Linked DNA regions of Homo sapiens: all the other regions are linked to region 2. Evidence: read pairs that join two places in POLR2A ChIA-PET (ENCODE). Cell type or tissue: CD4-positive, alpha-beta T cell. All regions are shown on one strand. Each heading gives the region's core, and the rest is flanking DNA. Links, peaks and the distances in the headings are about the cores only. Region 1 has its middle 10 kb from the start of LINC03034. Region 2 overlaps KLF13 (KLF transcription factor 13). Region 3 has its middle 7.9 kb from the start of LINC02352.

The links. Peaks named below come from ENCODE experiments on the same cell type or tissue, not always from the same donor. Only the 100,000 strongest peaks of a DNase experiment are listed, where the experiment ranks them.
Region 1: POLR2A ChIA-PET joins it to region 2 with 10 read pairs; 5 of 35 experiments call an interaction of 5 or more read pairs at or near these places.
Region 3: POLR2A ChIA-PET joins it to region 2 with 13 read pairs; 10 of 35 experiments call an interaction of 5 or more read pairs at or near these places.

What each region holds. Positions count from the first base shown.
Region 1 is chr15:31,237,259-31,245,258 of GRCh38, reverse strand. No RefSeq gene overlaps it. Among named protein-coding and RNA genes, the nearest start is that of LINC03034, 10 kb to the right of the region's middle. In CD4-positive, alpha-beta T cell, for the core only: no CTCF peak of the experiment used is centred there; a DNase peak (open chromatin) is centred at 3,168; H3K27ac peaks cover 1,824 bases.
Region 2 is chr15:31,354,547-31,365,087 of GRCh38, reverse strand. All of the region lies in intron 1 of KLF13 (KLF transcription factor 13), which reads right to left. Among named protein-coding and RNA genes, the nearest start is that of KLF13, 33 kb to the right of the region's middle. RefSeq lists an enhancer at 7,105-7,604. In CD4-positive, alpha-beta T cell, for the core only: no CTCF peak of the experiment used is centred there; DNase peaks (open chromatin) are centred at 3,487 and 7,837; H3K4me3 peaks cover 5,043 bases; H3K27ac peaks cover 8,000 bases.
Region 3 is chr15:31,202,856-31,213,356 of GRCh38, reverse strand. No RefSeq gene overlaps it. Among named protein-coding and RNA genes, the nearest start is that of LINC02352, 7.9 kb to the left of the region's middle. In CD4-positive, alpha-beta T cell, for the core only: no CTCF peak of the experiment used is centred there; DNase peaks (open chromatin) are centred at 5,906 and 10,196.

The sequences.
Region 1 (8,000 bases), core at 1-8,000, 120 kb after region 2:
TCAGGAGGGGAGCTGGGGCTAGTCCCAGAGGGAGCCAGCATGGTCTTAAAAGGCTACCTTTGAGGCCTTTGCATTGTCTTCAAATGGTGAATAAGACTTGATCTTCCAGCAAGTGAGACAAAACCCTAGGGAGCCCCAGAGAGTTGCAAGGGAACCTGGGGGCTCAAGGTTCTCAAATCCACAGATCACCATCCCAAGTGTCAGGGTCCTAGCTGGCCCCTGGCTTGTGCTGGGCCTGCCCAGGAAGGAGAGGGATACGCACAGAAAGAGCTACAGGATCTGGCTAATGCTCACCAGCACAGACTTGGTGCTGAAGGGGCTGGGTCAAGGGCAACAGAAGAGTGAGCCAGAGAAGAGAGCTTTGTTGATAGGAGGGCATTCGACCATAGCACAAAATTTAACATCTAGGGAAGGGCCCTAGAATGATTCCAGTATGCTTTTGGAATGACTCTGGAAGCTTGGGCAAAAGCAATGGCCCACTTTCTAAAGAGAAAAGCAACAGAGAAGTCACGCTTGAACTTTCAAGGCTGACTGTGGAGGAAGGGATCAGGGACCAAAAGGCTCAGAGATGCAGCTGGAAGAATCGGTCTGCTCTAGGAGACTGGAAACCCCACCATCTGCCAGTGTTCCTTGGAAGGGCTGGAGGACACTTACCATGGTGACAAGGAGCTTGCTGGTGAGGGTAGCACCAGTATTGCTAAAAAGCTCAGTGGTAGCCATCCTCAACAAGCCAGGTCTGGTGGTCGGAGATGCTACCACGGAGCAGGGCTCTCCAGGAGCAGGAGGGATGCTAGAATCTTGACTAGCAAGGACCAGGCAGCAGCACTTCACTGCAGCACTTGCTTCTTCAAGGTGGGTATAATTACTGTAATAGAATGAGCCACAAGGTCAGAACAAAGAGAAAGGGGGTAAGTGTTCTAATTTTCAGAGATACATGGACTGAAGATGGCCAATAGGACAGGATGTCCCTAGAGGCAGAGTAGATGGGCAACTATCCAGAGTACTGCTCAATATACATAAATAAAAGGGTTAAGAATGGATTCACACTCAAATGTCCAACCGTGGATGAATGGGCAAACAAAATGTCCCATATTCATACCATGGAATATCAATCAGCCATAAATGGGAAGTTGCCTGACACATGCTACAACCCAGATGAAGCTGTTCTCAACATCATGCCAAGTGAAAGAAGCCAGGCACAGAAGGACACACATCGTAGGATTCCATTTGTATGAAATGTCCAGTATCTGGCAAATCCATACAAAGAGAAGTAGACTAAACACCACTGAATTACACACTCTAAAATGATGAATTTTATGTTATAAAAAGAAAAAACCAAGAGGAGTTCACAGAAAGTCGTGGTCCTTTGCCCATTTTCCAGTCTTGAACCTGTTTTTGGACCAAGAACCCATTGACATTGACTAAAGCAGGGCCTGGTTTCTGTTAGAAAGAACCCCGTAACACTATGGTGAGTATATACAGTAGCGAGGCCTCCAGTCTTTCTCCATAAAGACCCATGGCATTCTACTTGAGTAACCACCACACTCTGGAAAAAGTAACCAGGTTTTTGAGGGCAGTTGGCTATGGTCTGAGCCAATACTCATATCTGAAGTGCCATCATGCCTCTCCTGTTAGGACGGGGACTGTGGGAATCAGGTAACAAATGACCCAATCCGTCTCACAGTGTGTCCACTGGGCCCATGAAACCACCAGTGGTTATGTCCTGAATTAGTTTAATTAGTATGGACTTACTTGGCAGTTGGCAGAACCCACAAATTGCTTCTTTGACCTGTGGAGCCTATTGGAGAAGGCCAAGTGGAAGCCCCTGAATTTCCCCCGTCAGCCAAGACAGAGAGTAAATCAAAAATGATGGGGCCAGGCGCAGTGGCTCCCACCTGTAATCCCAGCACTTTGGGAGGTGGAAGCAGGAGGATTGCTTGAGGCCAGCAGTTCAAGACCAGCCTGGGCAACACAGACTCTATCTTTCAGGCCAGGCATGGTAGCTCACACCTGTAATCCCAGAACTTTGGGAGGCCAAGGTGGGCAGATCACTTGAGCTCAGGAGTTCGAGACCAGCCTAGGCAACATGGTAAGACCCTGTCTCTCCAAAAAGTACAAAAATTGCTGGGCACAGTGGCTCATGCCTATAATCCCAGCACTTTGGGAGGCCGAGACGGGCAGATCACCTTAGGTCGGGAATTCGACACCAGCCTGACCAAAATGGAGAAACCCCATCTCTACTAAAAATACAAAATTAGTCAGGCGTGGTGGCACATGCCCATAATCTCAGCTACTTGGGAGGCTGAGGCAGGAGAATCGCTTGAACCTGGGAGGCAGAGGTTGCAGTGAGCCAAGATCACACCATTGTATTCCAGCCTGGGCAACAAGAGCAAAACTCCGTCTCAAAAAAAGAAAGGAAAAAAAGTACAAAAATTATCTAGGTGTGATAGCACATACCTATAGTCCCAGCTAATTGGGAGTGCTGAGGCAGGAGAATCCCTTGAGCCTGGGAGGCCGAGGCTGCAGTGAGCCAAGATTGCACCACTGCACTCTGGCCTGGGTGACAAAGTAAGACCCTATCTCAAAAAAAAAAAAAAAAAATCAACAAAAAACAAAACAACAAAAAAAGAAAGACTCCATCTCTACAAAAATAAAGTAAAAAACTTTAAAAATTATATTATGCCCAGGGAAGGTGTAATGGAGGACTATCAGCTAGTTGGACCACCATCAAAGATTTTAAGAGTGCCAAGGTGGTGGTCCCCATCCTATCCCCATTTAATTCACTAGAATTTGAATCATTAGTATCTTCCCTGCAGAGACCGCATGGATTATGGTGGATGAGAGTGGACTACCATAAACTTTCCCATGCAGTAGCTCAGTTGCAGCTGCTGCGCCACATGGAGCTTCTTCATCGGAGCAGATGAACACAGACTTTGGTATGGGTATGTAGCTGTTGATCTGGTGAACGCCATCTGTTCCATACCCATCAGAAGGAGGGTCAGAAGCAGCTTGTATTCACGTGTGGTAGACAAAGCAAACATTCAGAGTTTTGCCCATGGGGTAGGTTGATTCTCCTGTCCTCTGATATAATATGGTCTTCAGGAAGGGAATGGGGCTCTATGAACTTTCCGCAGAGCAGCTCACTGGTCCATTGTGTTGGTGATACCATGGTAACTAGACCTGAAGGGCAGGAAGTGACAAGTTCTCTTGATACCACGGAAGATACGATCTCTTGAGGGTAGGAGATAAACCTAGAAGGATTCAGGGGCCTGTCCCATTTGTAGTGTTTCTAGGAGCCCAGGAGTCTAGGGAATGATGTATTACACTTGCAAATAAAGGGTGAGTTGTTCCACCTTGGACTTCTAGGTCTGAGAGGAAAAAAAGCAATGAGTAGTGGGGTTTTTCGGTTTTGGAGGCATAATACTCTGCATGTGGCAACTGGTCTACCCATTTTCCAGTTGACACAGAATGTTGCTAGTTTGGGCTAGTTTTGAGTGGCTCCCAGATCCAGAAGGGGTTCTGCAGGAGCCAGACTACAGAACAGGCAGCTTTGATTCTTGGGCTAGATGAACCACAGGCAGACTCCAGATCTCATCATCCAACTCTGGGCATTGCCATCTCTTCCTTCACCTCTAACTTCATGCCTCACACCTCATGGGCCTTTCCATGATCAGGTAACAGTGGAGGAAAAAGCCCGAGCTCAGTTCATGGATGGATCAACCCAGTATGTCAGGGCAAGACAAAGACAGACAGTACCTGCACCACAGCACCACGCAGGGTTGCTGCAGTAGTCACCATCTGCCGACGATGAACATCTTCCTAATGGGCAGAGCATTCTGTGGCGCACCTGGTCATTCACTTCATGTTTCCAAGGCCCAAGGTAAAAACATCCGTGGATTTATGGGCAGTGGGGAGTGGCTGGGCTTATGGTCAGGAGCCTGGGAGGAGACCAGAAGTTCAGGGACAGAAAGGCCCCAGGGAAGAGGTAGTGGATAGACGTATGAGGGTGCGCACGGGGTGTAAGGATGTTTGAATCCACCCGGGAGAGGCACTAAGTAATCAAATGGACAAGGTTACTTGGCCAGTAGATGCCAGTCCTCCTCTGCGTTTGCCACCCAAGTGTTAGTGCGATGGAGGACAGAGCCATGGCGGGCTGTGCATGTCTGAGCCTCGTTTTTTTTTTTTTTTTTTTTTAGACGGAGTCTCGCTGTGTCGCCCAGGCTGGAGTGCAGTGGTGTGATCTCGGCTCACTGCAAACTCCGCCTCTCAGGTTCACGCCATTCTCCTGCCTCAGCCTCCTGAGTGGCTGGGACTACAGATGCCCACCACCATGCCCGGCTAATTTTTTGCATTTTTAGTAGAGACGGGGTTTCACCCTGTTAGCCAGGATGGTCTCAATCTCCTGACCTTGTGATCCGCTCACCTCAGCCTCCCAAAGTACTGGGATTACAGGTGTGAGCCACCGCGCCTGGCTAAGCCTCGATTTTAACAGGGTCTTTTATTGTTATTACTTGATGCTCTTTGCCTCTAATAAAATGCTTATGCCAAAATAGTCTTTTGTCTGATATTAATGTAATGACATCCCCTTTCTTTGAACCCCTATGTTTTTTCCAACCTTTCACTTTCAACAGTCCTGTAACCTTGTGTTTTACAAGTCTCTCATAGCTGGCCAGGCGAGGTGGCTCATGCCTGTAATCCCAGCACTTTGGGAGGCCAAGGCAGGAGGATCATTTGAGGTCAAGAGTTCGAGACCAGCCTGGCCAACATGGTGAAACCCCATCTCTACTAAAAATACAAAAATTAGCCAGACGTGATTGGGAGCGCCTGTAATCCCAGCTGTGTGGGAGGCTGAGGTGGGAGAATCACTTGAACCCAGTAGGTAGAGGTTGCAGTGAGCCGAGATCACACCACTGCATTCCGGCCTGGGCTACAGAGTGACTCTGTCTAAAAAAAAAAAAAAGAAAAAAAAACTGTATAGCTGTAATTTTTAAAATCTAGTTTGAGCAACTTAGTCTTTTAGCTGGAATATTCAGTCCATATATATAAAGTAATTGTTTATATATTTGGATTTTAATCTAACCTGTAATTGTATACTTGCTTTGTTTCCTTATCTTTTCTCCCTTCTTTAAGTATACTTATTTTTTTCTTCTCCATACCCTTGCTCCAATCTTTTAATGAATACCCTAGAATTCCAAATATAAAATTAAGAATTAGAATAATGTATTAACATATACTATGAATTCTTAATATATAAGACTCTGAACTCAATACCTTTTTGCCCTCCACTCAGATAATAGAAGGGCCTTGGAACCCATGAGCTCCATGTAACTTGTGCTTGGAATATAAGTTTTCTTATCTAGATCTTTAATTCTGTTTTGGTTTTCTTAATTCCACTAGACATTATTAATACTGCTTGCTATAGTTTGAATACTTGTCCCCTCCAAAATTCATGTTAGAATTTAACCCCCAGTGTGGCAATATTGAGAGGTAGGGCCTTTAAGAGGTGCCTGGGTCATGCAGGTTCTGCTCTGATAAAAGAATTAGTCTATTCATGAATTAATGGGTTATCATGGGAGTGGGACTGGTGGCTTTATAAGAGGAAGAGAGACCTGAGCTAGTGCGCTTAGTCCCCTCCCCTTGTGATGCCCTGAGCTGCTTTGGGACTCTGCCACGGGTCCCCACCAGCAAGAAGGTCCTCGCCAGATGCGGCCCCCAACCTTGGACTTTTCAGCCTCCATAGCTGAAAAAAATAAATTACTTTTCTATATAAATTACCTAGTTTCAAGTATTCTGTTCTAAGCAATAGAAAACAGATTAAGACATTGCTTTATGAAATCAATGGTTGTTTTTATTCACCCTCTCAGTACTTCCTGTTCTTCACTCCTTCTTCCTCCTCAAACCTTCCTCTGAGACCACTTTCCTTCTCACTGAAATGCATCTTTCAGAAATCCCTTCAGGAAGAGTCAGCTGGTGATGAACTCCCTCAGTCTTTATACTGCCCCTATTCTTGAAAAAACTTTTCCCTGGGTAGAAAATTCAGCCCTATGAAACCTGCCTCCCACTTCCCTGTCTTCAGTCACCTTTGATTGAAGTACCTGGTGCAGGTGCCCCGACTGCTGCCTGAGGTGGCTGCCTGCTGCTTCACCCTTACCCCAAAGGTGTTGGCCTTCAGTGTGGGAAGGGCCTCCACCCTGACTCCCCACCTTGGGTGGCCCCTGAGCCTCAACTCTGTCCCTTAAGGCCAAAGAGCCTTCAAAGGCCCCAGTATTCTTATCCCTCTTAATGCATGCTTTCCCCAGAAGCTGGCCTGGCAGTTCTTCATTATCTTGCTGGTTCTTTGGCACTTTTAAGATAGTATATTTATAGCAAACGCTGGTGAGGCTATGGAGAAAAGGAAACTCTTATACACTATTCGTGGGAATGTAAACTAGTACAGCCACTATAGAGAACAGTACAGAGGTTCCTCAGAAACTACAAACAGCATTACCATATATCCAGCAATTCCACTACTGAGCATTTACCCAAAGGAAAGGAAATCAGAATATTGAAGGTACATCTGCACCCCCATATTTATTGCGGCACTATTCACGACAGCCAAGGTATCAAATCAACCTATCTGTCCAACAACAGATGAATGGATGAGGAAAATGTGATATATACACACAATGGAATACTATTCAGCCATAAAAAAGAAGCAAATCCTGTCATTCATGGCAACATGGATGGAACTGGAGGACATGATGTTAAGTAAAATAAGCCAGGCACAGGAAGTTAAACACCACATGCTCTCACTCATATGTGGAAGCTTAAAAAAGTTGATCTCATAGAAGTAAAAAGTGGAACAGAGCACACTGGAGGCTGGGAAGGGTAGGGGAAGGAGGGGCTAGGAAGAGATTTGTTAAAGGATTAAAAACTACATCTGGGCTGGGCTCAGTGGCTCACGCCTGTAATCCCAGCACTTTGGGAGGCCAAGGTGGGCAGATCACTCGAGGTCAGGAGTTTGAGACCAGCCTGGCCAATATGGTAAAACCTCCTCTCTACTTAAAATACAAAAATTAGCCAGCATGGTGGCATGCACCTGTAGTCCCAGCTACATGGGAGGCTGAGACAGGAGAATTGCTTGAACCTGGGCGGCAGAGATTGCTGTGAGCTGAGATTATGCCACTGCACACCAGCTTGGGCGGCGACAGAGTGAGACTCAGTCTCAAAAAAAAAAAAAAAAAAAAAAGCTACATCTGGATAGGAGGAATAAATTATAAATTCTAATGGCCTCTAGCACTGTAAGATGACCATCGTTAACAATAATATAATATATAGTTTCAAGTAGTTAGAAGGAAGATATTGAATGTTCCCAAGACAAAGAAATGATAAATGTTTGAGATGATGGGTATGCTAATTACCCTGATTTGATCACCATACATGTATTAAAACATCACTATGTATCCCCAAAATATTTAAAATTATTATACATCAATTAAAAGATAAATAAAATACAAAATTTTTAAAGAATATTTTAAATATGTTCTAACATTTCCAGTTGTTTCCAGCAGGCAGGTTTGTCTGAATTACCCAGCTCCTTTTCCCAGACTGGGGTCCAGATGATGTCACCTTGTATTTCCTGTTACTTTTCTCTGGACACATCTGGACACATGATTTAGTCCCTATCTCATGATGAACATTTTTGGATGCGGCCCTTTAAGGGCAGTTTTTCTGTTGCATCTTTTCTTCCAAAGTAACTCTTACTTAGCAGTCCAACAAGTAAGGCAGAAAGAAAAAATGAGCTCTCCCGGGTGAAGCAGGGGTGAGGGTCCAGAACTCTCTTTGCTCAGCCTACCTCTCCTACCCCTATCAGCCTTGAGCTCCTCCTGGAAACATTCCTGGGACTCGAAAATCATTACCCTAAGAACTTAGTAATTAGTTGATTAGTTGATTAGTAAATCAACATGAATTCACTATTGCCCATACCCTGAGGAAATCCGAAGGGCAGTGTTGAATGCGTC
Region 2 (10,541 bases), core at 1-8,000:
TTCTAGCTCCCAACCTCAAGACTGCAATGTTTTTCACTCCAGGAAGACTGTTCACCCTCCTGTTCTGGAGCAGGTCAGCATGGCCAAACACAGGGGCTGATCAACTGCTGGCCTCCAATGAAACTCAGGCATACAGCCTCAGGGGTAGCAGAAAGGCCTGGCCTCTGTGGTGGGGGGTGGACTTCCTAACTCCTTAGGAGGCCATTTGACTGTCCTGCTCGTCTCTAGAAATGTTAGTGGTTTATTAAGCCACATGGAGCTGACATGCACATGGCTTCGCAGGAAGTCCAGGTTGGAAGCTCTTACCCACCCACTGAGCAGGTAAGGGAAGTGAGGCCCAGGAGGAGAGAGTGAGCTGTCATTCAGCTGGCTGGCGCCAGAGCTAGAGCCGCAGCTGGAACCTGCCTGGGGCAAGGAAGCAGCCTGCTCTACCTCCACTCCTTTGTTGATGCCTCAGGGATTGTCATCCAGCCTGTTTCTCAGTCACTGTGAGGGTTAAGTGGGAGAATACGTGGGGCACATGCCTGCTGCACAGTGGTGCTTGGAGGAGATAACAATGTTATCACCTATGGGCCAAGGGGCCCCGGGAAGCATGTTTGTGAGCCGCCCAGTAGTGAAAGAGACATGGGGGGCAGGTGTGCCCTGTCCCAGGCGCTCTGGTCTAGTGCCGCTGATCACACACTACTATCCACTCTTCACATGCAAGAGCTGGCAGGGTGCTGAAGCCTGGCTGGAGACTGCCACAGTGTCGGAGGCAACACTGCTTCAGTGAGAGAATCCTCCTTGGGCAAATGTGTGGCTCCACATTTCTACAATGCTTGCGAAGATATTTTTTAAAGTAGGCATTTTTCTTGTTGCTTTGCTTTGTTTTCGAATAGGATAACTTGATCCTAAAAATTCATACAGAAAAACACACAGTAATAGCCAGAAAAAAATCCTGCAAAACAATGACGTGGGGGAAACGAGACCACCAGGATTCAACACAGTTTCGTAAGCTGATCACTGGCCAGTGAAGCCCAGCAGAAATGGCAGAATTAGAACGAAAGGTAGTGGTAACTGTGCAAAGGACAGAGTGACATCTCGAACCCCTAGGGCAGGGAGCAGTCAATACATGTTATGAGGACACTTCGGTAGCATCTGGAAAGGCTGGGTTCATACTTCCCACCCTACACCAGGATAAATTCTAAATGGGTCAAAGATTCTAATGTGAAAAATAAAACCACAAACATTCTAGGAGAAAACTGTAAGACAGAAGTTCCTTCTATGAATCAAAGTCCACAAACCATAAAAGAAAAGACTAAAGGCTGGGCATGGTGGCTCATGCCTGTAATCCCAGCACTTTGGGAGGCTGAGGCAGGAGGATCACCTGAGGTCAGGAGTTCAAGACCAACCTGGCCAACATGGTGAAACCCCGTCTCTACTAAAAATACAAAATCAGCCGGGCGTGGTGGCGAGCGCCTGTAATCCCAGCTACTCAGGAGGCTGAGACAGGAGAATCACTTGAGCGTGGGAGGCAGAGGTTGCAGTGAGCTGAGATCACACCACTGAACTCCAGCCTGGGTGACAGAGTGAGACTCAGTCTCAATCAATCAATCAATCTATTTGACTGCACAAAACAGTATACTATACTTCTCCATGAACAAAGTCACCATAAACAAAGGCAAGAGATAACTGACAAAACTGAGAGAAAAAATATTTGCAGCTCCTATCACAAACGGCTAATCTCCAATACAGAAAGAGCTCACAGGAATTTTAAAAAGAAAAATATCCAACAGAAAAATGGGCAAAGCCCATTCATAAAAAAGGAACTACAAATGGCTCTCAAATGCATGAAAAGATGCTCCACCTCATCCATCAGGAGCTAATGGCAGATGAGACACACTGAAATGCAGCTTGGTAGCTTATCACCTTGGTGAGGCTGCAGGTAAGCAGGCATTCTTTGCTGATGGGAGTACAAACTGCTACAACCTCCATGGAGGGCGATTTGGCAATACCTATTAAAATTAGAAATGTGCACACCCTTTTACCCACATCTGAACTTTTGACATCCTAGCCTACAAACGCATTTGCACACCTACAAAACGGGATATGCTCCTGATTAGTCAATGCAGCAGGAACCTGAAAACAACTCATGTCCTTCCACTGGGGCCTGTCAAATAAATTATGGAACGCACATATAACAGAACACTATCGCAAAGAAGTAGAATGAGTTCTTTACAAACTGATATGGAAAGATCTCCAAGCTGAGTGAGGAAAACAAGGTTGAGGAGAGATGACCAGCAAGGATCTACGTGCGCCTTGGCCTGTATGTGCAGAGAGAGGGTCCCTAGGAAAGTAGGAACAGAGATCACCCAGGGGAACACTGAGCAGATGGAGAACAGGGAAGGTTGACAGAATTTTCCCTGGGGAAACTACTTAAATCTTTTAGATTCTAAAACACACAAATGCATTTCCTATTCAAAAAGTTAAATTCAAAACAAAAAATCCATAGCAAACTAGAAAATGCTAGCCATCAATAATGCCAATTTAAAAATCAGACATTCAACACTCTGGGCACATTACTGGCCCCATTCTGTATTCCCTATTTCAAAGCACAGTTCCTCATATTACCCCAAGAGCTCTCTTAAAATAACAATGGTCGCCCAGGCAGATTCTCCTCAGAATGTGCTGGGCAGTGGCTTCCAGGATGAGAAACTCAAAAATAGCAATAAAGTCCAATCTAGCTTTGTAGGAGATGTTCCCAGGGCAGGGCTCCAGGGCTTTAGAGCCCCTGGGTCACGCTGCAAACTGTCCTATTGGAGAAGGGCCCTCCCTGATAAATTGTTTGATAGGCCCAGCAGTTTAGAACGGGTCAGACCTAAAAGGCTATGGGTGACAAATATTCAGCAAAGGATTTAAACAGAAGCAGTTCCAGAGTTGTAATTCCACGTCAGAAGCCCCCTTCAGGCTCCTGAATACCACACTCCTGCCATAAGACCACTTTGTGACACCACTGTGGGCTGAAAATTAGCCCAGGTGGATGGCAGCTAGGAGAGCCAAGTCCATCCAGCCACTAGGATGCAGATCCCAAGTGCCACTGTAGGGGCTCATGAGGAGTAGGAACCAGGGAATCTGTGGACTACTGGGAAAGGGTTTTCTCTTGCACCAAGAGAAAAGGAAGGAGGGAGGGAGGGAAGAAAGAGGGCAGAGCACGTGGTGGGTAGGGAAAGGGACACAGTATGGAAAGGCCTCTTGGGCCTGCCTCTGGCTGTGACGTCTGGGGTGGGGGGTGGGGGGCACCAGCCTTGACAGTCACAGGGGAGATCTGCAGAATCTCACAGAGAAGTCCAACTGCTTCTTGACACGAACAAGCACCTGCACAGCCAGCCCCAGCTCTGCACCCCAGGTGCCCGTGCTCCCAGCCGGCTCTCTAGGCAACTGAGGGAGGGGCCCCTGTCTGCAGAGCCTTTGGCAACCATCGTGGCCCACTTCCTCTTCCTGTGTCTCCCCTCCCCCAGCCTTCATTTCCTCCCCCTGCCCTCTCCTTCTGTGTCTCCTGGGGGGGACCTTGCCTGCAGGGACCCCACCCTGCTAAGCTCTGCTACAGACACTCAATGGCACAAACAGCTGCATGTACACTCTTTACAGGGGTGCAGCTTTTACTTTTGGCCTGCACTGGGCTCATCTGACTCTACCAACCCGGAAGACAGGAAAGTGTTGATGTGAAACCCTTGTCAGAGGTGAGAAACCAAGTGACCTCACCAAGGTAACACACCCAGAAGGGTGGGCCTGAGGCTAGGCTACACCGGGAAGAAAGACATTCTCACAGCCCCTCCCCAGCATGGAACAGGAACACTGCTGCCCACGTTCACGTTCCAGGAGGAGCAAGCAGGGGCACCCACCCACAGTGCGGCGAGGCTACCCTCTGCACCCAGGGGCCCCTGCTGCCCCCACAGCCAGGCTCTACGAGGCCTATTTCACGGCAGGCTTGCCCAGGCTGGGGGCATGTGGGCCTGAGGACCTGTGGGGGACCTCCACGGTCCCCAGCTCCCCTGCAGCAGGAGGCTGCAGCTGAGGAAGGAGCCAGGCAGTTCCCTGGAAGGGCCCAGCGCTACCAGGCAGCGCACTCAAAACAATGGCACTCAGAAGCCCTGGAGGAGCCTCGGCAGGCTCCTCTTCCAGGCCCAGCACCTGCCACCTGGCCGGCTCCAGGTGCACAGCAGGCTCAGTTTTCTCAGGAAAAATGTGGCAAGGTTTCCAGCAGAATATAACGAAACAATGTATTCTTCAGGGTTGGTTTCACAAAGTAAATACATCCGAATTAAAATGAGCTTGTAATTTGGACGACGGGCCTAAAAAACGCCTTTGGTTTTTGAGGGAGCCGAGACAAAACAACAACAACAACAAATTAGACAACGGTCTGTTTTTTCTGAAACAGGTGAACAGTGCCGGGGCTTCTGCTAGGAACCTCCAGACCCCCAGGGAGGAGCTAGAAAGCCCCCAGACCTCTCCTGCAGCAGCCCAGGCCCATGGAGCCACCAGGGGCTCTCGGTCTTGCCCACTAGGAGCAAGTTACCCCTACCCTTTGGGAAAGCCCTTGTGTTCAAAAACCCTCTTGCAGAGAACAGGTGACCTGGCAGCCCCGGGCCCTGTCCCTCAGCCCTGCCCGCAGGTCTAGTAGCCCCCTACATCCTGCTCAGGCTTGTCGCAGCCTAAGTGCGTTGGAGAGGGCCTGAAACAGAGCCCCACTGCCTGCCATGTGGGGAGACCAGTGCTCTGGGGGGCCACCTCTTCTCAGGAGACAAAGCCCACCCTCTTCCCGGCACAGGCCTGCCCGCTGCATGTCCGTGCCCACACCTTCCTCCCTGTATCCTGCTGGCCCTGTTTCCTAAGCCCTTCCCTGTCCTAACCTAGAACAGGGCCCTAACCTTAAGGCAGCTGACCCCAGGGACACCAGCCGGGAAGAAAAGCAGTGCCACACTCTGCACTATCCCACGGCCAGGCCCCCAGAAGCTTCAAGGTTGGAGTGACCCCCTCTGCAACAGCTCTGTACGGGACTCCAAGACCTGAGGCTACCTAGGTCTGCCTGATGCCAAGGGAGGGCTAGCAAGAGCTGGGAGGAGCCACTGGGGCAGGAACCCTGTTCTGTGTCCTACCTGCCTCCCTCCCCCAAGACCACAACATGCGGGGTGGAGGGCTCAGCGCTCCTTGGTGTCATCCCCAAGGTTACTGGAACCAGGCTTCACAATCTGTTGGATGGGGTAGACGAGGGAGAGTAAGCACACGGAGCCAGCCCAGCTGTCTCTCTCGAATGTTCTTCTGAACCACCAATGTGAGCTGCTGATAAACAGCCCCTGGGAACGTGGACAGGGAAGAAAACAGACTACCAAGTGGCTGAGCCCCACCCTCAAATGCACACATGAAATGCATATGCCAGAGCTCTAATTGCAGGAAGGAAACAGAGGTTACCTCAGGAAGATGGGATTTGTGTGTGACTGTCCTTTCTGCATTTCTGCCTTCATCAAATGAATCACTTTGGACAGTCAGAATTAATGCAATAACACTATGTAACAAAGTGGTGTATGTACACACACGTACCTTTCACCCAAGCTCCAGCTCACCACTGGGACTGCTTCCACAGAACCCAGCACCCCAATCCCTAAGAAGGGAATAGCACTAGTTTGCATGAACCAGTACACTGCCTGGAAAGGTTAAAAGGACCACATGCCAGAATTTCATAAAGGTGTTTGCTCTCCTTTTGCTAAGGGTTACAAAACACACTTGAAAATTTCCGTTCTCAAGGTCCCTTTTAAAAACAGAAATAATAGAATACCAATGGTTTCTGCCAACAGAAGGCCAGAAGCCACCTGAGACAAGGGCTCTGGAGCTTCTCTCCTTCACGCACACCCGAGTCACAACCCTTATTGCTCCTCAATGGATAAGTAGGGAGACGTATATCGGCCCCTTGCCACAGAAGCTTCCAGATCATGGATTGTGCAAGTGAAGGCCTTCTCCAGATGAACGGTGCTACCTGTGGACTCATGAGAGCTGAACCCAAAGAACAGACATTTCCATTTCCTTTCCATTGTGAGACCCTCATCACTAGCTGCCTCCCAGGGGAAGCCAGAAGCATCTTCCCTGAGCACGGTAGGGTGACGCATGTCCAGCTGACCCCACTGCCCCCGCCTTTCCTCTGCCATCTTGAAGGGAATGTTCCCTGGCTTCAGGAGCCAGTGTGCGGTTAACATCCTTGTTCTGGGCATCGGGAGGCAATGTGACTGCTTGCGTACCAACACAGCCCTGATGGCTGGTGATAGCCCAGGGGTGACATTCCTATGCACCTCTTCAGATATTTTCTGAAACACAAGGCAAGACAGGAATATGAGGTTGGAATCCACAATTACAGAGCCAGGTTTATTTAGCTGATAAAAATGCTCTTCATTTGAGGCTGATCAAAAGTAAAGGCAATTTGTATCTAAAATACATAAAGAACTCAATCTCAACAATAAGCAAATGCCAATTTAAAAAATGAACAAAAGATCTGAACACTCTTACCAAAGAAGATAGAGAGATGGTAAACAACTGTGTGAAAAGGTGTTCAGTGTCATTTGTTATTATGAAAATTCAAATTACAACGAGATATCACTATACATATTTATGAGAATGGTTAAAATCCAAAACACTGACAATACTAAATGCTGGTGGAGCAACTGGAGCTCTCATCCATTGCTGCAAGCATGTTAACCACAGGGGAGCTGACCAGCCACTTGGGAAAACGATGTTTTGACAGAAACTGTAAGAATGCAGACAATCGCAACTGTACTATAGTCAACCTGCCAACCTTAGGTTTGGACCCCCTCCTTCCACTGCACAACTGTCTTCTTGTGAGCTGCCTTCAGTTGCTTCCAGGATATTGCTGGATGTATCTCTGGCAAACTCCTGGATAACATTGTTGGGCAAGAACAAAGGAGATGCTGGCTGCCCAACAGCTGGACAACTCTCAGCCGCCCCCTACCTAGTGCTTACCTTACCCTCATCTCTCCCCACGCCTCCTGCACTGGACCAAAGGCCTAACAGGAACTCTGGATAAAGCTGGCAGGTCAGGCACAGGCACCCACCACCCTTCCAGCCCCAGATCCCACTACAATGAAAGAAAGTGGATTTTAACAGACAAAGCAAAAGGGAAAGAGAGTAACAAAAATAATCTGGAAGCAAGAAATTAGAAAGACAGCAGAGAAGGCAAGGAAGCAATCCACGTTTCCCCACAAAGGCTCGGGAGTCTCTGGCGGGGGTGGGGGTGCAGTTGGTGGGGGGCACCTGAACATCAGATAAAGCAGCTGTGGACACAAGGTCTTTCCTCACCTTACAGATGGCTGCTTGCCCTTCCTGCACCTGCCAGGAACCAGAGGCTGACTTTCTGGGAGGGTCTACACAGGAGGGAGCTCTGGACTGACGACTCCAGACCCAGCTCAGAGTAGGGCAGCCTCCAGAACAGGGGTGTGGGGAACAGCCCACTCACAGAGTGCTGCCTCCCAGCTTCTCTCCCAGTGTGCAGCAGGACCACCCTCCCTCCCCCAGGCAGGAGCAGAACACTCCTCTTGGGGGAAAACCCGGAAGGAGATGGCCCAGTAGACCACCCACAGGAGGCCACCGTCGCTGAGCCTGATGGGCACCCAGAAGCCCCCACGCAGCTCGAGGCTCTCTGGGCCGTGTCACCAGACATCAAGGATCAGCAGACAATGCAGAAGAGCCTGACGTGGGTGGGCAAGAGACCCAGACCAAGGAGCAGAGACAGGTGATGTGGAGGGAGCAGAGGCCACGCAACGAGAAGACTTCCAGAGCTGTCACTAACATCCTCACCGCATAGACGGCCTGGCGGAAACAAGAACCGCATGTGCCTTTAAAAGGGAAGCTTAGAAACCTGAGTTTGAAAGCAAAGGCTTAGAAACCTGAGTCTGAAAGTAAAGATACAGAAGGAAAAATGTGGCAGAAATAAAAATCCCAATAGCAGGGTTGGGAGAGAACACTGAGAGAATTTCACAGAAAACAGAGCAAAAATACAAATGGATGGGTAAGAGGGAAAAAATATGAAAATGTAAGGATCAGACCAACAGCTCCAAATAAAAGGAACTGCAGGCAGCCCTGAGAACACAGGAGGTGAGGTGATCGTGAAGAAAGTGGCAAGAATGTTTTCCAGATGCCACCCGACGGGCCCGCTGCAGAGGACAGAGCTTGGCCAAGCACCTCCACACACGTGCACACCTCCAAGCCCTGGTAAAGGCACAAGCCCAAAAGGCCCTGAGAGGCAAAGAGACCGGGAGGTGCACACAGCCAGAATCAGAAAAGCTTCAGTCTTCTCCACAGCAACATCAGAGCTCCAAACCGCACGAGTAAACCATTCCCACCTATGATTCAACCCAGAGAAACGTGAATCAACCTCAGACCAGGATCAAGACATTTCCAGACATATAAGCCTTAAAACAATGGCCTCCCATTCTCCTAAGTGAATTAACGCAGGAACAGAAAACCAAACACTGCATGTTCTCACTTATTTTTTGAGACGGAGTCTCGCTCTGTCGCCCAGGCTGGAGTGCAGTGGCGCGATCTTGGCTCATTGAAACCTCTGTCTCCCGGGTTCAAGCGAGTCTCCTGCCTCAGTCTCCTGAGTAGCTGGGATTACAGGCGCCCGCCACCACGCCCAGCTAATTTTGTATTTTAGTAGAGACAGGGTTTCACCATGTTGGTCAGGCTGGTCTGAAACTCCTGACCTCAGGTGATCCATTCACCTTGGCCTCCCAAAGTGCTGGGATTATAGGTGTGAGCCACCGCGCCCGGCCAGTTCTCACTTATAAGTGGGAGCTACACACTGAGTACACAGGGACACAAAAGAGGGAACAGCAGACACCAGGTCCTACTTGAGCGGGGAGGGAGGAGGGTGAAAGACTGAAAAACTACCTATCGGGTACTATGTTTATCACCTGGGTGATGAAATAAGAACATCAAACCCCGTGACATGCAATTTACCCATGTAACAAACCTGCACATGTACCCCCAACCCTAAAATAAAAGTCAGAAGGAAAGGAAAAATGGCCTCCAGTGCACCCCTTCCAGGAGGCTATGCAGCAGGAGCTCTGCCAAGAAGCAGATGGCAGGGGCTCCAGGAAGTGGGGCCTGGATGGTAGGGGAGGGGTCCCAGGATGACAGCCAACCCCCACAGAGATGTTATCCAGGCCACACGGAGCAGGCCACACTGGGTGTGTGGGGACAAATGGGGGGCTGGGGGTGTGGGGACAACAGCACTGGGAAAACCAAGCAGAAATGGCAACTATTGAGTCTAAGGGAAAGAAACACGTGTAATGTATGGGTCACCTGCAACTAGCATTTACTGTCATGATCCCCCAAAATACCGCATGCTGGCTCCATCCTAAATATCCAATTATCACATGGGTGGGAGAAGGGTGCCTGCAGGCGCTCATGTGCCATCATGGGAAGTCAGGAGATAATGCCTAACACTCTTCTACCATCAAGAAGAGCCCCTATGAGCACGTTATCGAGCTGGGAAAGGTAAATACCAAAGGCAGTAGCTGAAGAAGCTGGCAGATGGTGGGGGTGACCTGCTTATCACAATGAACGTACAGAAAGACAGGATCCTTAAGCTATGTGTATTACCACATGCACTACTCTAACACAATTTTTAACATAATTTACAAAATGGGATGGGTATACTGCTCTCGGCAGTCCAGCCTTTCCTTAGAGCATCACTTTCTTCTCCTAGTAGCTCCTCTTCAGAAGCCATTGGAGAGTGCTGGCCCTGCCATCTCCCCAAGGCATGTGGAGATGACACCCTGCCCTTCTGCTCAGGGGAGGTGAGGGACCGTCCACAGGAGACACTTACTGAGCACCTGGCCTCTTCCTCACCTATCTGTGTTACCTTAGTAGCACTGTTGATTGTTTCGGTTGTTGTTGCTTTTGATCTCATAAACACCTGTGTCCTGGTTGCCTTCTTTTTACCTATGACTAGTTATAACTCGAGGCTGAGGGATGGCGAGATGGGCTCCAACACTTCTTTAAATGGTGGCTCCAACCCCAAGCCCGGGGGTTTTAGGGCTGGATCCACACAATTCCCAATACCAAGTCATGTGGGGTGACTTCAGGCTTTGGATTTTTTGCTTCACACTTACTGTTAGCCCAGTATGAAAATTAGACGTATCAGGCTTTCATTTGAAGATGTAAGGCACTGAAATATTTATGGACAAATTGATATTGCATCTGGGATTTCCTTCAAAACAACTGGAGAGGACGGTGGTGGGGGAGGGGCAGAGATAAGACTGCAGGGGGCTAGCAGGTGCTGAAAATGTGGGTGTCCTGAAGATGTGGGCATCTGTCTGAAGTTCTCCAAACAGAAGTTTAAAAACTATTAATATGACCAGGTGCAGTGGCTCACGCCTGTAATCCCAGCACTTTGGGAGGCCAAGGTGGGCAGATCACTTGAAGTCAAGAGTTCAAGACCAGCCCGGCCAACATTTCGGTGAAACCCCATCTCTACTAAAAATACAAAAAAT
Region 3 (10,501 bases), core at 2,502-10,501, 150 kb after region 2:
GCCTCTAGGATTTCAGACAAATCCTCAAATATAAACACAGAGCCCTATGGATCCTCTCAAAAAAAGCAAGGCGGGGGCCCTGCCAGTTTGGTTATGAGAAAGATTTCATTAGCTTTGTTGTATTTGGCTTTTGTGTCAGGGGCCCAGTTATCACCTTCTGGAATCTCCCTTCCTCCTTGTAAACTCCAGCTGAGTTTTAAGGCTCAGAAGTTTTCAGGCAAAGCAACATTGGATATTAAGACCTGGAAGTTGGTTTTGTTCTTTTTTTGATCAACTAGCCCTTCTTTTATGTCTGTTCGTGGCCAGACGTAGTCTGCGGCTTCACGTAGTAACATCTGATTAAATGATGCACAGCCTATCCTGGGGCCATAGACAGATAATTGCAGGGCTTAATTTTTTCATTTGATGAATAATGAAAGCTTTGCTCATTTTGTATGTGTGGGAAAGAGACAACTTTAATATATTTGAACTTGCAAATGGCTTTTTAGTATTGCTGTCCTGACACACTATAACACAGCCCTGATTGGTTATCTACGAACCTTTCAAAACAGAACAGGCGTTTGGTGCCAAACAGGGCAGGGTGTGGAAAGGAGGGATTCCCTGCCTGTCCTTTTATGTAATGTAATGCACATACATGGCAGAACAAATATTTCTTCCCTAAACACTACATAAACAGTATATCCCACAAATGATCATCATTTGTCATGAACGGTCTCATCATATTCTAATGTCTTAGGGCTGCTACCAGGCTTTTCTCAAGCAACAGAAGAAATTATTCCTACTCGTATTGCTTCTTTTTTCCAACTTCCCTGCCTATGAGCATGGGGGGGAATAGAAAGGGCTTGGCCCAGGAGCCAGCGGGGAAGCTCTAGTTCAGCAATGAACTCTGCTGTGACTTGGCTGTGTTACATCACAGGACTCACTTTCCTTCTTTGGGTTTCGATTGCTTTATCTGTCAGTGGGCAGAAGAGTAATTCCTCTTCCCTTCCTCTCTCCCCTTCTCTCCCTCCCTTCCTTCCTTTCTTTCTCTTTATTTCTTCCTTTCTTTCTCTTCTTTCTTTTTCTCTCTTTCTTTCTTTTCTTTCTTTCCTTCTCCTTCCTTCCTTCCTCCCTCCCTCCCTGTCTTCCCTCCCTCCCTCCCTTTCTCTCTCTTTTTCTCTCTCCTTCTCTCCTTTCTCTCTCTCTTTCTCTCTTTCTTTCTTTCTACAAGATCTTGCTCTGTCACCCAGGCTGGAGTACAGCAGCGTGATCACGGCTCACTGCAGCCTCAACCTCCAGGGCTCAAGCGATCCTCCCACCTCAGCCACTCAAGTAGCTGGTACTACAGGCGTGAACCACCATGCCTGGCTAATTTTTTGTATTTTTAGTAGACACAGGGATTTGCCATGTTGGCCAGGCTGGTGTCGAATTCCTGGCCTCAAGTGATCTGCCTGCCTTGGCCTCCTGAAGTGTTGGGATTACAGGCATGAGCTACCACACCCAGCCTGTTTTATCTTTTCATTATGGAAATTTTCCCTCTCAAACAAAACCAAAGGCAGAGAGAGTTGTAAAATTAGCCCTCCCATACTCCTCACCAGCTTCAACAATTATCAGCAAATAATCAATCTTGTTTCGTGTGTGTGTATTTCCACTCACTTTACCCCTGGCTTTATTTTAAGCAAATCCCCAGACATCTGTAGTTTCATTTGTACATATTACAGAATTACATTTCTTATCTAGTGGCTTTGTCTAGTGGCTTGAAATAGCAATCATTTATTGGATCGTAATTCTGTGGGTCAACAATTTGGGCTGGGATCAGCAGGATGGTTCTTCTGTTGGTTTTGTCTGGGCTCTGCCATTTGGATGCAGTCAGCTGGTGACTTGGTTGGAGCTGGACAGTCTTTGATGGCCTCACTCACATGTTTGGGTAGTTAGCTAAGGTGCCTCAGTTCTCCAAGTGGCCTCTCCAGCAGGCTAGCTTCGGCAAGCTTTCATGGTGGCAGCTTTCCGAGAGAGGGCAAGCCCAAATGTGCAAGCACTTTTCAAGTCTCTGCCTGCATCATGTTTGCTAATATCCTATTAGCCAAAACAAGTCACATAACCAAGCCCAGCATTAATGTGGGAAGGAGAATCATAAGGGCATAGAAATGAGGAGTAATCCACTGGGGGCCATTACTGTAGCAATGTATCAAGAGAATATGCTTCTAAAATATAAAAACTCCCTCCCATACACCCTTTTTAAAAACATAACCACAATTCCATTATCACAGCATACTAAATTAACCATAAATCTTTAAATATTGACAATATCCACTTGGTGTTTACATTTCCCTAATTGACACATAAATGTTTCTGTTTTGTTATTTTTTATAGTTGTTTGAATCAGGGTTCAAATAAACCTACACACTGCATTTGGATATGTCCCTTAAGTCTCTTTAAATCTACAGATCCTCTGTTCTCTCTCTCTATTATTTTATTTTATTGTTTTTGAGACAGGGTCTCACTCTGTTGCCCAGGCTGGAGTGCAGTGGTGAGATTTAAGCTCATTGCAACCTCCACCTCCTGGATTCAAGCAGTGCTCTAGCCTCAGCCTCCTGAGTAGCTGGAACTACAGGCATGCACCACTATGTCAGGCTAATTTTTATTTTTTTTATTAGAGACAGGGTTTTGTCATGTTGGCTAGGCTGGTCTTGAACTCCTGACCTCAGGTGATCTGCCTACCTCAGCCTCCCAAAGTGCTGGGATTACAGGCGTGAACCACCTCACCCGGGCCTCTCTCTCTTTTGAATGTTATGGTACTTTATTGAAGAACCTAGGTTGTTTTTCCTGAAGAATGTCTCACATTCTGGATTATGTTGTTTGCACCCCCGTTTCTGTTTAACATGTTCTTCCATCTCTGCATTTCCTGATATATTTAGGGGATTAGATGTGGAGGACCCATCAGATTTCAGTGTAGGTTTTTGGAAATGTTTCATAGATGATGTTAGGCATTTCCACCAGCACACACATAATGTCTGGTTGTATCTCTTTTAGTGATGGTAGGATATACTATAGGGTTCGGGTGTTTTCAGCCTGACCCATCAGCTTTTTTTTTTTTTTTTTTTTTTTTTTTTTGAGATGGAATCTCACTGTGTCACCCAGGCTGGAATGCAATCGCATGATTTTGGCTCACTGCAACCTCCGCCTCCAGATTCATGTGATTCTCCTGCCTCAGCCTCCCAAGTAGCTGGGATTACAGGCACCTGCCACCATACCCAGCTAATTTTTGTATTTTTAGTAGAGATGGGGTTTCATCATGTTGGTCAGGCTGGTCTTGAACTCCTGACCTCAGGTGATCCACCCGCCTCAGCCTCCCAAAGTGCTGGGATTACAGGCTTGAGCCACCGCGCCCGGCCGACCCATCAGCTTTTTGTTGAGGGGTTTTAGCCCTTGATAATCATGACCTTCATCCGATATTCCAGTGGGGAATTCAATGTGGAATTTTCTAATTCTATCATTCCTCTGCATGGATTAGCTCATCCACAGTTTGGCTCTCCTGGGGTACTGTTTATATACAAAAGGCAAGAAAAGTCCCCATTCTTCCCCGTTATATACCAGTTTTCAGAAAATATTTTGACTTTCCAGCATTCTCCAAAAGTGATCAATTAAGATTGCTTCCTTTTGTTTCGTTTGAGCATTATGATGAAGCCATATTTGGTTTTGGTTTTCTTTTGTTTTCACATTTGAAATGTTTCTGAATACTTCAGGTTTTATTCTTTTTAATGTTCAAACTCTCCCATCTTTGGCCAATGAGGCTCTTCAAGCTGGCTCTTGAGTCCTTTTTACTCACTCTAAGGAGTCTTTCCAAGGCTCACGTTGTCCATTTCTTGCCCTGCACTGGGAGTTAGTTAGGCATTTCTCTGAGAGCATGGCTTCTTTCAGTGGAAAATGCAATTTAGAGACCACAGTCTGGGCACTGGGTGGGGTTGGAGGGTTGAGGAGAGTTATTTGTGACTAAATTAGTCATTGTTTCTATGTCTTGGAGAATTACAGCTTCAGAACTAACAGAATAATAATTTCAGGACAATAATATGAAAATTAGTACCAACAATGTGATTACTAAAGACAGTTTAAGATTTTTTGGTCTTTGCAGTTCTTTTTGCCCTTAGGATACATCTCACTAGGGATGAAGCACCCAATTACACAAAGCCTTGTGTTAAAGGGCCCTGGAAACCATTTTTCTCCGTGGGTTAAGCTACCAAGTAGATTCATACCTTTATGTCTGTCATGTTACTTTTGACCTTGAAATTGCTTTCTTTTTCCTTTTGGCTTAATTTTGTTTTATAGTTATGTAAAACATTTACATGATTTCAAAGTCCAATCTATAAGACAAAGTGTGATCAGAGGAACCTGGCTTCTATCCCAGGCCCCCACGCTTCCCTACTCCCCTTTTCTGTACCCTCCTTTTCTCACTTGAAACTGCATTGCAAGAGCACTTCCTTAGGCATCAGGAGCACTTCTTTCTTACGGACATCCAGTGGTCTGTTGTGGGGATCACCAGGGTGGGAAGAGGAGTGTCCACATTGTGCGTTGCTACCCACCATGGGTTTGAAATTGTTTTAATGGTGCTTAAAGTGTAAATGAAATAGAATAAAAGAGTAAGTATTGTTTGTGTGTAACCATTGTTTAGTTTTATATACCTGTGTATGTACTTTTTTTTTTTTTTTAACAGAGTTTTGCTCTGTCGCCCAGGCTGGAGTGCAGTGGCGTGATCTTGGCTCACTGCAACCTCTGCCTCCTGGGTTCAAGCGATTCTCCTGCCTCAGCCTCCTGAGTAGCTGGGATTACAGGCATGAGCCACCAGGCCCAGCTAATTTTGTATTTTTAGTAGAGATGGGGTTTCACCATGTTGGTCAGGCTGGTCTCAAACTCCTGACCTTAGATGATCCACCTGCCTCGGCCTCCCAAAGTGCTGGGATTATAGGCGTGAGCCACCATGCCCGGTGTATGTACTCTTTTACAGTGCATCTTGATGTGTTTTGTGCTGCTATAACATAATAATATCACAGGTGGGGTTACTTATTTATTTATTCATTGAGACAGAGTCTCGCTCTGTTGCCCAGGTTGGAATGCAATGGTGCAATCTCAGTTAACTGCAACCTCCGCCTCCTGGAGGTTCAAGCACTTCTCCTGCCTCAGCCTCCTGAGTAGCTGGGACAACAGGCATCTGCCACCAGGCCCAGCTAATTTTGTATTTTTAGTAGAGACAGGGTTTCACCATGTTGGTCAGGCTGGTCTCAAACTCCTGACCTCAGGTAATCTGCCTGCCTCAGCCTCCAGAAGTGCTGGGATTACAGGCATGAGCCACTGCACCCAGCCTGGTGGGGTAATTTGTAATGAACAAAAATTTATTGGCTCATGATTCTGGAGGCTGGGAAGTCCAAGATCAAAGGACTGACATCTGGTGAGGGCCTTCTTGCTGCATCACCCCCTAGAGGAAGGGCAAAGAAAGAGCCAGAATGAGAGCAAGGACTGAACTCCTCCTTTCTGTGGCATTTAATCCATTTATAAGAGCAAAGTCCTCATGACCTAATCACCCCTCAATGGTCCCACTTCTTAATACTGTTACAATGGCAATGAAATTTCAACATGAGTTTTGGAGGAGACATTCGAACCATAGCATAGTGCAATCTATTTGTTCGTCATCAAAAAAACTTGACAAACCCTGGATTAGTTAATTCTGAAGGTTCCTTTGGCACCAAGATTCTGTAATTCTGCCTGCTGTTTAGAGAATCATGCCCTAGGCTTCCTGGGACAAGCCCACCTTTTCCTTTGATAGATTTCTCAGGCATCAGCAGCTAACCTCTCCTGGCATTCACCTGTCTCTAAGGCAGGTGACAGTGGAAGTCAGAAGATCTAAACAGTGCCACTCTCTGCTGTGGTAGGTTCTCTGTGGTCTGGGGTTTGATCTTAGCATCTAGGTCTATATGCTTCCGGAAGCTCCCTCATCTTCTGCTGACTTGCAGGTGCTGCTGGAGATACTATCTGAGCATCCCCAAAGAGCCTTGGGAGCCATCCAGGTCCACACTCAGAAACCCACCCAGAGCTGGGGCAGTGACCTCCGTGTCCTATGGACCAGCTTGAGATATTTTCAAGATTCCCCAGGGTTACGCTGACTGGGCCAAATCCTTTGTAGAGGCTTAGTCTTTCCATGGGAATGGTTTGTACCTGGAGCCTACGAAACATGACACTGAGGGTTACCTGTTTCCACACCATTGCCTTTTTCTTTAATGATGTGTGCCCAGGACGCCCGGGGAATCGGGATTGGCTTGGTGTTGGGCTTTCCTGTGACTGGCTCAGGGTGGGCATGTGATGCAGTGAGCAGGAAGGGGAGTGTTACAGTGAGAGCTTTTCCAGGTGGTGAGGAAAAAGCACACTTTCCCTCCTGCTGGGGCCCTGTGCGGTGTGAAGTGCTGGGGGTGGGAGCAGCCCTCCGTGATTTATGAGGGAGAAACCCCAAACCCCAGACATGCTGAATAGGCCCGGCAGCCCGTGGGAGCATTCCTGAGCCTTGGCAAAGGGGCGTCCCTCAGAGTCATTATCACAGATACCACTGATGACCAGACATTCTGTGGCTTGCAGTCAGTGGCATCCTGTCAGAGAGGATCACGCTCTTCCTTTGAGGTCCACGGGAAGGGACCATGCTGGGGGTACCTTATAGGCCCCTCACTGTTTGGAGTTCTGGAGCTCCAAGAATCAAGGAATTTGGTTCTTGCCCTGCACAAATGTGAAGCGAGGATGCCCCCTTGGCATTGCCATGCCCATTGCAACGGGAATGAGAGAGGGCAGGGCAGGCTGCTCATTTTGTAATTGGCAAAGGGAGGGGGCTTTTTATAATAGAAACTAGGGCAGTTTTGACAGTCCCACGGACCCCCTTGCTTTGGTGTGAGCAGCCACACCCTGTTGTGATTTTATTGTCATCATACTGTCACTTGATCAGCTCCTTTAAGGCTTCGCTGACTTTTATTCTCTTAGATACTGTTGTTTGTGCAATAAGACTCTGAAGTCTTTGCAAGCAAGTTAAATTGAGATACACCAATTTCTTGCATGCAGTATAGGAATTATTCTCTAAAATGCAAATGTAGTATATTAGTTCTTAATGGCTAGGTGTGGATCCAAGTTTTGTGAGGTCTGGAGATTATACAGTCATAAGACTCCTTTAAGAATTAAAAATTTGGAAAATAAAAAATTAGGTATAAAAGCAAATATTTAGAATGAGAAAATAATAAACCTTACAAATTTTAAAGAGCTGAAAACCATCACAAACATCATAAAGTACAGAAATATAACATAACATCTTTTTATAGCTAACTGCCTGACATAATTATATAATACGTGTTTTCCTACATTTTTGGCTACAAATTCTTTAGTCATCCTTTATATGGCAGGTTTTTTTGGTCATATTTCCTATACAACACATAAAAGGGTAATTTAATCTTTTATCTGGCACAGGGGGCCAGAAGCTTCTTCTGTAAAGGACCAAAGCAAATATTTCAGGCTTTGGGGACCAAGCCTATGTATTAAGTACCCATATCCGCCATTGTAGCAGGAAAGTGGCCATAGACAATTTGTAAATGAATGAGCATGGCTGTGTTCCAACAAAACTGTATTTACAAAAACAAGTGACAGCCTCCAGGACGTAGTTCAATTGATAGTCTAGCATCAAAATAATAAATTTAATTAAAAGTTTAGAAAACTTTCAGCTTCACAATCCATTATTAGTAATATCATGTACATTTTTAAGACTCAAATTTGGGACCTTTTCTTTTCTTTTTTGAGACAGAGTCTCACTCTGTCACCCAGGCTGGAGTGCAGTGGCACTATCTCAGCTCACTGCAAGCTCCACCTTCTGGGTTTACGCCATTCTCCTGCCTCAGCCTCCCAAGTAGCTGGGACTACAGGTGCCTGCCACCACGCCCAGCTAATTTTTTGTATTTTTAGTAGAGACGGGGTTTCACCGTGTTAGCCCGGATGGTCTCAATCTCCTGACCTTGTGATCCGCCCTCCTCGGCCTCCCTAAGTGCTGGGATTACAGGTGTGAGCCACTGCACCTGGCTGGGACCTTTTCTAATATGTTTTTTTCTCTATATGAGCTGTAAGGTTTCCAGGCATTTTCAGGTTTTCTTGTACAGAGATTCATCTTAATTAAACACACTTTGAAGTGATAATGCCTCTTAATCCGTTTGTCACTGTTATCTGCATTTCACTGCTTTGGTGGCAGTTTTGCATGCTTTTAACTGGAGCCATCAGACATCAGGACCAGATGTATCTGAGACACTAAAACATAATGTGATAAGATGAAATGTATGAAGAACACAACTGCACACACAAATGCTTTTGCTGTGGTAGTGCTACAAGTTTATGCCCCACAAACAGAAATTCTGACAAACCCTACTTCTTTTGATTACCAGCAGCAGACCTGGCTTGGAGGGAGGGTGGCTGACAGGAGGCAGAAGTCATGGTGGACACTACCTTGTGTGACTGAGATCCTTGCTTACCTACTCCATCTGGCCCAAGGGCTCATGCAGGAAGGCTCAAGGCATCTGCTCTGAGCCTCACAGCCTTGGCCATCAACCCAGCCCTGAGCTCCCACTTGCCCTGACTGGCTGGGCAGCCCTTCCCCGCTGCCCACCTGGAAGGAGCCACCAGGGACACAATGCCAGCTCCCTGTCCTGCTCCTTCTCGTCCACTCAGAGGGGTGGAAAGAGGATCCTACAGCGGCAAGCCCCCCACAAATCACCAGTCAGGGGTTCAAGTCCCCACTTGTGAATATCACAGGGAGAGTGGCCCAGCAGACCCCTGAGTGGCATCGTCATCAAGGGTTGGAGGATCCCAGGTTAGCAGCAGTGGGAGGGAGACCAGCGAGTGCCAACAACCCAGCGTGAAGAGCACAACTCACTTGCTACACTGGCAAACCCTTGGATGAGCCCACAGTTCCTTCCAACAAGTCCGGTTTTCCCCAAACACCTTTCTGATGCATACTGTAGGATGATTTATCCTCCTTAGTGAACTTGACATAGACGACACCGTGTGATGGTTAACGTCAGGTGTCCATTTGGCTGGATTAAAGAATACCTAGAGAACTGGTTAAGCATTATTTTGGGGCATGCCTGTGAGGGTGTTTGCAGAGGAGATTGGCATGAGTTTGAGTGGACGAGGGGGGGAAGATCTGCCCTCGATGTGTGTGGGTGCCATCCAATTGGATGAAGGCCCGAATAGAACAAACAGAAAAGATAAATTGGTTGCTGTCTCTCCTAGAGCTGGAATACACTGTTCTCCTGCCCTTGGACATAAAAACTCAAGGCTTTCCTGACGTAGGACTCCAGGACTTACACCAGCAGCCCACCAAGGTTCTTAGGTCTTCAGATTTGCACTGAGCCACGCCACTAGCGTCCCAGGGTCTCCAGCATGTCGATGGTCTGTCATGGGACTTCTTAGCCTCCATAATTGTGTGAGCCAATTCCCCTAATACATTCTGTCTCTTTTTTCTACAGATCTACGTCTATATATCTATATTCCATTAGCCCTGTCTCTCTGGAGAACCCTGACTAGTACAGAGAGGATCACGAGTAAGCAAGCAGGGCACTGACCTTGGATGGGCCACTTGACCTCACAGGGGTCTGGTTTTCTGGAGACAAACAGTGAGTGCCCTCTCCGCTGTGTTAGGGTGACGCTGAGACAATAGGCAGGGAAGCCTACATCCCCCTTGGCCTTTGCCTCGGTTTGAATGGCACCATAGGGCCATTTCCATGTCCCTGCTTCCTGAATCTGAGTCCTCTCCATCCCTGCAAGGGATGCTCCATTCCCCAGACTCCAGCGAAAACCCACTGAGGCAGAAAAGCTCATTGCCCAGCAGATCCCTCGAGTCTGCTGATCTTCCATCTGTTTCGTGGGGAACAGGGGTGGAGGTGGGCAATGAAAGAGTATCCTTTCTCTCACCCATGCCCAGCCCATATTTTGGGGTCCCGAGCCAGAGGAAGGTGGGGTTGCATCCCCCTAAGGCCTGCGCCAGCATTCAGAACACAGGGTTCTCAGTGTGCAGCCTCAGTCTATGGCAGCCCCTGACAAATAGCAGGGCTTTCTGTCTGTGCAGCTGTCTGCCTTACAGAGAGCTGTTTTCTGCCACATCAAAGGCTGGGGAGAACCCGGGCATGTCAAAGGTTTGGGAGAACCCAGGCATGGCTGCTTTCTCTCCCTCCTTCTGTCCTGCCTAGCCACACAGTGATGGAGAGAACCTCGTGACAGAGCCTTGCCCAGGTGCACGTGGGGCGGAGTTCATCACAGCGCTGGCTGGTTTGTTGAAAAGGAGGCCCGGCGGCTGTTCACTGTCTTGACAAACAGCCAGAGAGGCAGGGGAACCCTACACTGTATACTTTTCTCAGTAATAAACCAAGCTATTCATGAATAATGTCCAGAGTGTGTCCTCAAAACAGCGTGGCCCTCATGGTGCTCAATGCCCTGTTAGACTCCAAGCAACCCGAGG